Linked DNA regions of Homo sapiens: region 1 is linked to region 2. The links are chromatin contacts, found by Hi-C in ENCODE. All regions are on one chromosome and are shown on one strand. The core of a region is the stretch at or near the end of the contact, and the rest is flanking DNA. Distances in the headings are between cores, read along the strand shown. Region 1 holds the start of NREP (neuronal regeneration related protein). Region 2 overlaps MAN2A1 (mannosidase alpha class 2A member 1).

What was found. Hi-C counts contacts between places; a loop is a spot of excess contacts on that map. Pooled maps may share reads with other maps.
Region 1: a loop to region 2 is called in a map of ascending aorta, with 5 times the contacts of the local background. The contact joins the promoter of NREP here to the enhancer-like site in region 2. A Hi-C loop is called at or near these places in 2 of 168 maps with a recorded cell type or tissue (ascending aorta and naive thymus-derived CD4-positive, alpha-beta T cell), 7 of 37 single-sample maps with no recorded cell type and 3 of 50 pooled maps.

What each region holds. Positions count from the first base shown.
Region 1 is chr5:111,753,650-111,759,965 of GRCh38, reverse strand. NREP (neuronal regeneration related protein) reads left to right here and starts at 2,772. Exons shown (of 4, transcript NM_004772.4): 1 at 2,772-2,830; 2 at 4,136-4,196. The coding sequence starts at 4,194. RefSeq lists silencers at 1,642-2,001, 2,022-2,421 and an enhancer at 3,015-3,572.
Region 2 is chr5:109,704,897-109,711,164 of GRCh38, reverse strand. All of the region lies in intron 1 of MAN2A1 (mannosidase alpha class 2A member 1), which reads right to left. Among named protein-coding and RNA genes, the nearest start is that of MAN2A1-DT, 17 kb to the right of the region's middle. Within about 2 kb of position 1,729, at least 3 of the 41 ENCODE cell types and tissues checked have a DNase peak (open chromatin) inside an H3K27ac peak, as active enhancers do.

The DNA of each region.
Region 1 (6,316 bases), core at 1,523-4,022, 2.0 Mb before region 2:
AGAGAGAGATGATAAGGTTAGAAAGTCAGACTATAGTCACACTGTGGCAAAATATGGCCTTTATCCCGTAATGGAGCAGGGGATACCATGATTAAAAAGAAATTTTAGAAGAGTGGGTCTACTGTAACACCTACAGGATAGATGGAAGAGGGCAGAACATGGCAGCTAGGAGGACTGTGAGACAGCTATAGCTACAGTTTGAGTGAGGTGACATGGCATGAGTTTCTCATATATCCTTAAGTGATTAGCACAGCCCCCTTCACCTAGAGGAGACTCAAGAATGTTTCTTGGATAGTTGGATGATAACCGTTTTCTGGAACACAACAGATAAATAAGCTATGAATCTGACCCAGTGTTCTTAATACTTAAAAATCTGTCACCTGAATGTCTATCATTACAATGAAGAAAAATTGGCCAAGAGAGGTGGCTTGTGCCTGTAATCCCAGCACTTTGGGAGGCCGTAGTGAGGATTGCCTGAATCCAGGAGTTTGAGACCGGGCAACATGGTAACATGGTAAGTCTCCATTTCTTAAAAAAAAAAAAAGAAAGAAAGAAAGAAAGAAAAATTAACACTTCTCTGTGAAAGAACATCTTAGGGAAGTTTTACATAAACGTTAAAGTCCCTGTGTATGTATGTGTTTATATGTATGTTTCCTTGTAGAAGCAGCTTTTGAACAAATATCACTGGGATAGATTTTTGGTAGTCTGATTTGATGGTGCGCCCTTGGGGTCCTTTCCCAGCCTGACCCTGAGGTGAATGCCAAAGATCTCAATGTTGAGGTGCCCTTGAGCAGCGTGTTGGGGTTCCAGACTTGCAGATCAGCCCCCAGGCGTCTCCCCTCTCCCACCACCCAGCCTATGCCTTACACCTTCCTTCCAGTACTTCCCTGGCTGGTAAACTGGCCTGAAAGGGTCAAGGGAATTTGTTGAGTTTTATATTTCTTCCCTTTGTTCCTAGCTATGGCTGCCAAATCATCTTATTTTTGCAGGAAAATTACTGTGATGTTTTAGATTAATTCAGAGAAGCTTTCAGTGGGCTCCTTAAACATCATACCCAGTGCAGTCTAACAGGCATTTGTTGTGGCAATGGCTTTGTAGTTTTAAAGGTGACCTATAGTCCCAGCAACAAGCATACAGAGAACTCAGTGCATTCTTTTAGAATTGTGAGTGTAAAGTATTGCTTTTTAAGGTTTGCTATTGCTGTACCCAGTATGTTAAATCTAAAACATCAGACATTCTGTAAACACGTTTAAAAATTGAGTTTTGTAAATTTGCCTTATTTTCTTTGTTACAATGGAAAACATTGCTTTCAGTGATTAGGGGAAAAAGTGGATGGCAAATTTAGAAGACACTATGATCCTTTATATCTTTTTTTCTTGGAAAGGCAATTTAATTAGGAAATAATCTTCTCCTGTGACATCTGAGAGTTACCATAAAATGATATCCTGCTTTATTGGCAACAGAACCAGTTTATTTGAGTTTGTTGCAAAATTTTGAGCTATTACATTACTATGAAAAGATAGATTTTAAATAAGAACGACGAGTTTACAAAAATCAGAAATGGCAAAGCACTTTATTTTTTAAAGCAATCCTCGATTTTAAAAAGTACAATTTCAGACGGGCAGGCAGTGGGGGAGCGTATAGGGAAGGAGAAGGAAGCACCAGGGGAGTATGTCTTGGGCCGATCACGCCAGGCCGCAGCTCTGGCTGGTTGTGCGCGTGTGACTGTGTGCACGTGTGTGTGTGCACGCGCAGCCACAGGACCTCTGGGCCCGGCCTTCAGGGGCGCTCCCCGCCCCGGGCTTCCCCGCGGAAGGGAGTGGGGCGCGCGTACCCAGCTGAGGGGCAGGGTCCGACCCGAGGCCGTGTGCAAATGCATCCTTCGCGGACTCTTTGTGTGTCTGAGCGCGGCTCCGCGCCGCCGCAGGCACCATTTTCTGCTTCGCTCAGGACAGGCACATAAAAGGAAGGCGGCTGCCGCCCGTCGCCGTCCTCTTTTCCTCAGATGCCCTCTGCTGCAGGTTTATTATTACAGTACGGGCCGCGCCGCCTCTCCCCACGGCCCTGGCGGGCCGCCGGGCTGTGCAGCACCCTGGCCGCCTTCACGCTTGGCGCGCCCCCAAACCGCCTCCTCCACCTCCTTATTTGTCTGAAAAGCAACCGCACGTCGAGGCGGAGAGGCTGGCCGGGGGCGGGGAGGAAGGCCGGGGATTTGCGCGCGCCGTGCTCCCGGGGCGGGGCCGGGGCGCAGAGCTGCGGGTCCGCTTTGTCTCCCCGGGGCGCCGCGCGGTGCAGTGGGGACGGCGCGGCGAGCGGGGCGCCCGGGGCGCGGGTGCGGGGTGTCGGGGCGCGCGCGCCTGTTGGCCGCTCGCCGACGGGGCCCAGAGCCGCCGATTCCTGCCGAGTAAGCAGTCTGGCTCCTAGGCGGCTGCACAGTGGCAGCAAGGCTGGGGCGCTGGCTCCGCGCCAGCTCCATCAGAATTAGCTCATTGTTCACTAGCACCCTAGCGGGAGAGAGAGGGAAAGGGAGAGAGAGAGACTCTTAGAGAAAGAGAGAGACACACACACTCTTGGAGAGAGAGCGCGAGGCAGGGAGATGATCTCCTCCTCCTTTTTCCAAGGCTGCACTTCTTGGAAGTGAAGCCGGTTTGGGTTTTGTTTCCCTTCCCCCTCCTCCCTCCTCTTCCTCCACCCCTTTCCCCTCCCCCTCCCTCCCCCAATCCCCCCTCCCCCCCCAATCTGTCTTTCTAGCATGTTGCCCTTTTTCAACCACATTTGTGTTTCAGGTGTAGAGAGGAGAGAGAGTGAACAGGGAGCGGGGCTTTTGTCTGTAAGTATATGCCATTCCTATCCCCGGCTGGGAGCGCTGGTTTCTCTTTTGTGTCGATTCCTTGCCGTTGCTCTTAGCTGGACCCTTCAACCCTGCAGAGTTCATGCTTCTTCCCTCTAAATTTTAAAGAGCTGAAGCGTGTACCTTGGAGAAATTCTGGCATTTTGGTTGTGCTGCATTCAGGCTGGAATTTAACTTGGGTTTTTTCTAAAATGCACAAGTTCGGAGGGAGAAATGAATTCTTTTGGGAAGGGGTGGGGTTTTGTGCTTGTTGGTGTGGTTAATTTTGTTCTTCTTGCTCCTAAAGCCTTGTTAGAAACTGTTGTGTTTCTTTGCATTAAATGCACTTTGGTGCATGCAAGCTTTTCCTCCCTTTTTATAAAATGAATTTGTGTCCCTCCGCCCTTACACTTGATTACTCTTTCAATGCTGCTGCTTCCGAGGGTCTTCTTAGGCATTCGATCTTGCAGCACTTTTTTCTGCATTTTCTTATAAAGCAGTTGAACTTTGGCGGGGAGGGCCTTAAAAATAAATGACTGTTTTTTTCTTGGTGATTATAATAATCTGATGTGCATTTATGTGTATCTATAATAACATTATAGGAAAACTCTAAGAGCGAATGATACCCTTTTTGAGAACTTTTAGTTTCTCCATTCATCTTAATTTTTGTCATAACTGTGTTAACAAAAGAGCGGTCTTCTGATAATATAAAGGTTGAGGGTAAATCACTGCAGCAGTATGTACATTAATGTTTATTTGGTTTAGGGAGAAGGACAGAATGGTGTATATTCCTGACTCCCCCCACCCCCCCCGCCGTGTAGGGTTTTTTTTTTTTTTTTAAACACGGAAGGTTATGTAATGCAGTGCCATTTCCAAAAATATCCACTCTGAGGCATTACACTACACGGTGGAAGGCTGATTCCTATTCTGTCGTCTTGATTGCAAATATACTGCCAGTAGTATGTCTGGGAACAAAGAGCAGCCAGAAAACAATCTATTTTTATCACTTGGTTCTACTTTTAAGTTGCTAAACCTTTTGAACTCATGCAATTTAAAGATGAACCAAACACTAAGAATAGCCCAGGACTCTGCAAAGCCAAGTACCAGGGATTCCTTTGTCCCTTAGTTAAGCCTATAGGCCACTTGGAAAGCTCTTTCAGAAATCCCAGTAGTTAACAATAATTTGCATGTAACTTATCTTAACCACAGAAAATGGTTATTCGTCTGTAACCTCTAAAGAGGCATTTTTCGTTTGCTGACCTGTGGTGAGGCGATGTGTCTACTGTATTTAAACATATTTTGCAGGTTGGTCTCCCTGGACTGAAGAGAGGGAGAATAGAAGCCCAAGACTAAGATTCTCAAAATGGTAAGACTTGGTCATCAGAGGAGATTCTCAGTACTTCTTACCAGTCTGTTACATATAAATATCAACCACCCATCTTCATCCGCCTCAACCCTTCATTGTTCTACACCCCATCTGACCTTTAAAAGGTTCTATCTCCAGTTCCTGGGAGCGTTGCAGTACAGCAATTTATGTGAATTGGATGTGGCAAATTAGTTCTTTGACTTGCAATTATTTTGAATAGAAAACTAAAATTCCTCTTTCAGAAGTGAGGATTTATTTAATTTGAACAACAGAAACTATTCGGTTCTTTAAGAAGAGTGATGTGTTGTGACACGCATGGAGGTGGTGACAGCAGTAGGGCTCAAACAAAGCCTTGGGTCTTAGAGCTAGGCCGAAGTTACCCAAAACTGAGGAGTCTGTCCAGCTGATCAAACAGCTACTGTATATGCTATCCTTTAAAGCAATATAGATGAAAAGCATGAATTTTTATATTAATGTGCCCCATCTATTTAAATATAATTACTGTTATTTTTCTCGATTTATAATTTCATTTGTGAGAGACATGTACTCAATTTTAGAAGTCAAGCATGTTAACCTCTAAATAAAAGTATAACTATTTCTGACAAAGCTTATGATCCACAGAGAATGCAGTTTAATGTTTGATTACTGATTAAGGAAACAGAAGGAATACACATTAAAAGCAGCTGAATAAGTATATTAATCATCTATGAAAAATTTCCTCTTTGGAAATAAGATGAACTAAAAAAAATAATAGAAATATCATAAAACTTTTTAGTGAAGTACAGCGTGTCCTACTGCAGATGTTTATACTCTTTAAAACACCTCTTTGTCACTTAGAATGTGTGATTTCCAAATTTAGTTTTAGTTTTTTTCTTTGAAACGAGGGTGGAATTTAATGAATCAAAATTTAATCTGATATCTTTGATGTTTTCTTTGAGAACAACCCAAGTATAAGCTTCCAAGGAGAAAAATGAATCAGGCAGTTAAATGAGTTCAGTTTGATTTTTATTAACAAGTGTTTTATTTTTTATGTATGCGTCACTTGTCATTTCAACAAGTGGGTGTCAAAGCACCACATGGACCTTGTTTGAAAATGATCAAATTAAGGAACTTGAGGTAGAAAGACAAAAGAAGTGAACATAAAATTAAGCTAATCAATGGATTTTGTGCAAATGGTTCCCAACTTCATATTAAATTCTTAATTAGCTGTTGTCATAGAATAATAGGATGGTAATAAAATCAACTGCTGTAAAGTATTTGTGTTTACTTATTTTTTACTGTGACTGGCCACATCACCTTGCCTCCAAGCTCTTTATCTCAGAACGTTACCTACTTTCTGTGACCATAAATAGATCACAGAGGTTTCATGTATGTTGCAATATGTCAGGTGACCAGTTTAAACATAAATATGACTATGGACCCTACCAAAACTAACTCTATAGATCAAGCTCAAAGAGTAAGATACCATGTTTCTGTAGTAGTAAGTAGAATGAGCTTTGTAGAAGGTAAGCATGCCTGCCAAAGCTGAGAGTGGAAGTTGGAACCATTTGAATGCAGAAAAGCAAATGCAAATTATTATTACGTGTTAATTTTTTTGCAGTTGTCGTTTATGTATGGTGGCAGAATGGGGAATCACAATTTGTTGCTCCTGGAAGGATTTTTACTCATGAAAAAATTCTCACAACTTTTTGGTGATCCTTTCATCAAGATGTCAGTCCCTTTTGGCACAAGCCCATTGCCTGAAATGAAACCACTGACAGTTATTGTCTGTGGGTGATTCCAAGTAACTTTCTAGCAATTCTCTTTTTCCAGAAAGTCTTGAGATCTTAAAAGTCTTTGCACATATTAATGTAAAAAAAGGTTTCACTTTTTTTTTTTTTAAGAAGTGATATTAGAGGTGTCTTTGTATCTCCTCTTTCTGCCTTTTGGCAAAATCAAGTTAGTTTTCTTCCCTTGATTAAAATTGGAATTACTTTGTGGACCTCTGTAACTGGCTTACTTAGAGTGAAGACTTAGCCCACATACAGTAGAAACTGCTTCTAGTGAAGCAGTAGATTTGTCTCCTGGACACCTCTAGAAAATACATAAGCATGGCTCTCCTGTTAAACTTGTATTTCCAG
Region 2 (6,268 bases), core at 480-2,979:
AATGCCATCACCACAGAGCTTTTAAAGATACCACATTTTGTCCGGGCACGGTGGCTCATGCCTGTAATCCCAGCACTTTGGTAGGCTGAGATGGGTGGATCACCTGGTCAGGAGCTCCAGACCAGCCTGGCCAACATGGTGAAACCCCATCTCTACTAAAAATACAAAAATTAGCGGCTGAGCGCGGTGGCTCACGCCTGTAATCCCAGCACTTTGGGAGTCCGAAGCGGGCGGATCACCTGAGTTCGGGAGTTTGAGACTAGCCTAGCCAACATGGAGAAACCCCGTCTCTACTAAAAATACAAAATTAGCTGGACATGGTGGCAGGCGCCTATAATCCCAGCTACTTGGAAGGCTGAGGCAGGAGAGCCACTTGAACCCGGGAGGCGGAGGTTGTGGTGAGCCAAGATCGCACCATTGCACCCCAGGCTCGGCAACAAGAGCGAAACTTGGTCTCAAAAAAAAAAATAGGTAAATAATAAAAAAATAAAAATTAGCTGGGTGTGGTGGCATGCACCTGTAGTCCCAGATACTCGGAAGGCTGACGCAGAAGAATTGCTTGAACCTGGGAAGCAGAGGTTGCAGTGAACCAAGATCGCATCACTGCACTCCAACATAGGCGATAAAGCGAGACTCCGTCTCAAAAAAAAAAAAATACCACATTTTATCTTATACTTACAATATTATAATACTACAAACTTAATACATGAGTGCCCACATTTCTCCAGATCTTTCTGTACTTTGAGGAAAAGATCATTTTAGAGCCATATACACAGCAAAACTGCCTATAGCTCAACAAGTACACACTGAATAAGAAGACAACCCTTCCTGGGAATATTTTTATTATGGCTTTGGTCCCATAATCCATGGATAAGAGTATTATTCAAAATAAACATTAGCTAGAGGAGTTAGTTCATGAAAAAAGGATCCTACAGCCATTAAAGATGACTTTCAATCTCATTTAGCTTTAAAGATATCATTAATGATCAGTACCTGGAATTCTGTACTGAATTAAGTACATGGAGAAAATTATGGCCTAGGGATATATGCACACAATGGTCTAAAGAACATCATTTTTAAAATTATATTATGCGGTGGAATAAAGTCTCCCTCCAAACAGGTGAAATTCTTGAAATGAACACCCTCATAAGCAAATTCTGTACATGTGACAGAGAAGAGTGGAATGACCTTAAAAGGATGCACTTGTAGTCTGCATTAAAGAAACAGAAATCATAGATAATGCTTCAATTATGCTGAGAAGTCAAAGAATACTTATAGTAACATTGAAAAAGACAATTTTCTGTAGGGCAAGAAAATCACTTATGAGAAAACTACTTTATTCTTTGATTTGCTAATCAGTTCTACAGGGAGGCCACAGCATTGCACCGCTCAGGAGTGGGGAAGGAGGTCATGATATTTGATTTACTCCGCTTTTAGTGAAAGAGAAAAACCAAGCAAAAAATCACATATCAAATACCTTTGAGAGAACAAATTTAGAGTCTACCACAAGGTAGAACAGGCTCAGTTACCACTCAGTCCTATGAACAAAATCAATCAATGTGTATCTACAGCTAAATCCGTAAATTTATTACATAATTATTTGCCTCAAATAGGACACTACCCGCTGGTATTGGCCTCACTGTGATCCTTCCAGCATGGCTGAATCTGTGTATCTTCTCCTGCCTTCCTGGAAAACTGTGTGCCTTTCCTTCTCCCTGCTTCAAAGGCCAACCCTCTGCCGAGCAACAATCCCATTTATCTCAACTGCTCCAAGGCTTTGTTCTTTGCCCTTTTGATTAAACCCTCTCAATATTGCTCAATCAAGTTCCACTTCTAAAAGCAACTCATTCTCAGTAATGTAACATGTTCTATTAGATCAAACTATACGAAAATGCCATTCTCATAGGTAAAACATAGTCAAATATCACCAATTTCGTAAGGTTGAACTTAATATTTATTATATGCTATATACATCTAAAAAAGTCAAACTCTGTGCTTCCACCCTCCTGTGCTTAACCCCATGTGATGGTTAATTTGGGGTTCAACTTGACTAGATTAATGAATATCCAGATAGCTGGTCAAACACTGATTATTCTTCAGGGCTTCAGTAGGCACTGGGCCCATCCTTTATCTACTCAAAGTGAAACCCAGGTGGTTTAGCAATTGATTAGAATTATTGAGCTGCCCCAGGTGTATCTGTGAGAGTGTTTCCAGAGGAGACGGTGTGTGAGTGGACTAAGTGGAGAAGATGTGCCCTAAATGTGGTAGTCACCATCCAATCAACTGGGAGCCCAGATGGAATTAAAAGGCAGAGAAAGGGCAAATTCTCATCCTCTCTAAGAGCCTGGCCGCTTTTCCTCTCCTGCCATTGGATGTCAGAACTCCAGGTTCTCCAGCCTTTAGACTCCAGACTCACACCAGTGGTCCCTGGGCTCTTGCACCTTCCACCTTGGACTGAGCTCCACTATTGGCTTCTCTGGTTCTAAGGCCTTCAGACTTAGACTAAGTCCTGCTACCAGCTTCTCTGGTTCTCCAGCATGCAGATGCAGATGGCCAATAGTGGAACTTCTCAGTCTCCATAATCAAATAAGCCAATTCTCCTAATAACTCCCTTCTCATGTGTGTGTGTGTGTGTGTGTGTGTGTGTGTGTGTGTCCTATCAGTTCTGTCTTTCTGGAGAACCCTGAATAAAACATCTTACATTCCCATTCCCCTCCAGGGCCCCACCCACTTCATGTACCGGGATTATCAAAAGTTTCTCTCTACTCATTATCCCCCTTCCTTACAAACTCCCATTCATTCATCTGCCCATTACAATCAGCATCTGCTCACCACTCCACCAAAACTGACCTTGTAAAGTTCCCAGAGGCTCCCATGTTTCAAGCCTGATGAAAAGCACTCTGCCCTTACCTTATCCGTCATCTCAGGGAGTATTAGGCACAATGGAGCACTCCTTCCCTCTGGAAATGTTTTCTTTACTCATTCCCAATACAACATGCCCTAGGTTTTCCTCCTGCCAACTGTTTATCAGTCTCCTTTGCTGGCTCCTTCTCTCCCAAGCTCTAAATGTTAGAGCACCTCAAGGTTAGCTTCTTGAGCCTCTTACCTCTCTATACTCTCTTACATGATCTCATCCACTCCATGATTTAAATTCCATGATGTCTCCCATATTTGTATCTCCCGCTGAAACCTCACCCCTGAAAAACAGACCCATATATTCAAATACCTGCCTGATGCCTCAAATTGGCTTTCAAACTTAAGTCCAAAAATCATCCTCCTCAAAAAGACACCTACAGTCCTCAGATCTCCAGTAAAGGGCTTTAATCTCTACCTAGTTAGGCACCCTCAAAATCAAAACATTGTACACCACAGTCAGTAAGGACTGAATATCTCTTTCTCTCAACTTAGCTTCACCTTCATCTTATCTCCGTTCCAAGCCAGCTCCTCCCCACCCTACCCTAAAACCTTTGTACATGGTCTCTGTTTACATAATGCTTCAACTCTCATGCCAAACGTCACCTCTGCATAGCCTTCCCCAGCCAGTCTAAAACAGGCCTCCTCATGTTATGGTTTATCTCAATTTATTTCTTGTTTCCTCCACAGTGTTATTACAATTATCTATTTTATTCATGTATTGCTTCCCTCTTTTCCTCACTAAATGAATCCCTATATTGACAACAGGCACCATAGCTGTTTTACTCAATGTACTGTACCCTGATGCCTACCTACCTAGCACACAGCAGGACCTTAGGTATTTATTGGGAGAAAAAAAGGAAGGAAAGAAAGAAAAATGGCATGTAACATTTTTTTCTAAGTATTCAATGTTTTGGCATACAAACCCACACCAAAAATAATACAAATAAAAACAAAACACACCATTTTTGAAGAAAGAAAATCCAAAAGAAGTCTTCACTGCATCCCAAAAAGTAGGTAAGAATGGGAAGGAAAGAGCTAATTAATAGGGTGGTTTTCATGGGCTGTTTGGGAAATAACATAGAATGGGACCCACGTTGGCCACAGGATGACAACCATGACCTGGTGAATAGAATACAATATGTGGCTCCCTTTCTAGAGCAAAGATTATGGATTCTGTACAGTCCAATCAAAAGTTTTCCATTTTCACTACCATCACTAACCTGGCTCAAGAGACTATTATTTTCACCTCTTGTGGGGAGTGAAGGAAGTTTGGAAAAAGAACCCCAAGATAATTCTGGACTATTTCCTATCATGGTAGTGATATAAGATCTGCACTCAACCAAATCAAGTTTCTAGTTATAAGAGCTGTAGAAGATATATATGTTTATAATATACCCACCGATAGCAGCATTCAAAAGAAACAAAACTTTACCCCAAAGTGTATGCATGTATCTGAAACTTAGGATCTATACCACCTTTCATTTATGTTTTTTTTTTCCTTCAAATCTAATTGTGTTAGATTCAACATATCACTCCAACACATCAAGTTCTTTCTGGACTCTGATTATGTCATCAAATGTGCCCACCATGTAAGAGCAAAGATTACCTTTATCTTTAATGACATCCTTCACCAGATAAAGGTGGAAGCAATTCAGCTTAATGGCTAAGCATTGGCTCCTGTTCAGGCTATCTGGCTTCCAATACTAGTTTCCGCACTTATTGGCCATGTGATCTTGGGGAAGTAACTTAATCCTGGGCCTCAGTTTCTATGGGCAAAATGCAGATACTAATATCCATTGCTTGGACTGGCTGTGAAAGAATTTAGCACAGGACCTGCCAACAAGTAAGCAGTGAAGAAAGTATTATTGCAGCTGCTGCTACATAGTAAAAGTATGGCTTTTGAAAAATCACTTTGAAGGGTACTACAATATGCACCTCCAGATAGTATGTGTCATAATTAAGAACAGACTCTGAAGCCAACCAAAATTTGAATTCTGGCACCACTACTTACTGGCTATGTAACTCTGGGCAAGTTCAAAGTTACATAACTTCTCTGTGCTGCAGTTTCCTCATCTGTAAAATGGGGAGAATAATACCTAACTCATAGGGTTGTTATGAGGATTAGTTAGTATATGCAAGTAAATTTAAATAGCGCCTGGTGCAGTAAGCAGAATAATGTTTAGTCAAAGATATCCCTGTCCTAATAATCCCTGAAATCTGTGAATACCTTGCCTTACATGACAAAAGGAATTTCACTGATGTAATTAATTTTAAGGCTTTGCAGATGGGAAGAAAACCCTAGAATATCTGAGTAGGCCCAATGTAATCATAAGGAAAAGAGGAAAATGGAAGAGTCAGGCCAGAGAGGGAGATGTGAGGACACAAGAAATCAGAATGATGCTATTGCTGGAAGGCAGCCTTGAGCCAAGGAATGCACTCAGCCTCCAGAAGCTGGAAAAGGCAGGGAAACAGATTCTCCCCTGGAGCTCCAGAAGGAATGCAGCTCTGCAGACATCTTTATTTTAGTCCAGTAGGGCCTGTTTCAGACTTCTGACCTAAAGATCTGTATGATAACACATTTTTCTTGTTTTACGCCACTAAGTTTGTGGTGATAGCAGCAATAAGAAACTAATATACTTAGCAAATAGTTGGCCCTACAAAAATAAAGCTTATATTCTTATGCTTAGTCCTTTTTAGAGAAATTCTTGCCCAAATCTCCATCATCAGAGCTGGAGAGCCATGACCCTAAGGAGCTGTGAGCCCAAGCAATGGAGGGTGAGGCCGTGCAACCTCATAAACTGTCTTCCAGGGGCATAATTTGGTCTAACAAGGCTCTACACCTAACTTTGAATAAAGGAGTTAAGAAAAGACAGAGTCACCCTTTATGGTTCAAAGTAATTTTCAGAAAAAGCAGCATCAACATCTTTATCTTAGACTGAGTTTTAGAATCAATCAATTAAAAAATTTTAAGCCATTCTGGAGCCACAGTAGGGCATATGGAGTAAAAGACTGCAGTTTGCCAGGTAAAAGCCATGGTAGCTTGGACAGGAAGGGAAGGAACATGAAAGAATGACAAGAAAGATGAGTTAGGAATGGGAGGGGCAGGAAAGGAAAAAAAATTGGCATTGAGTTTTTTGCTAGGGCAAGGGGGAGGATTATGGGTGGCATTTTAGAGGAACAGGCCCACAAGCCAGTTACTGGGGAGGAGACAGAAGGGCAAATGTTATATTCTGAAACTATTAGATAGCTGAATGGTGGTGTCAGTGAACATGCAAGTCTGGAACTCAAGAGAGAAGTCAGGGCTAAATATATAAACTTGAGTGGCCAGAATAAATATGAATTTCAAGCAATG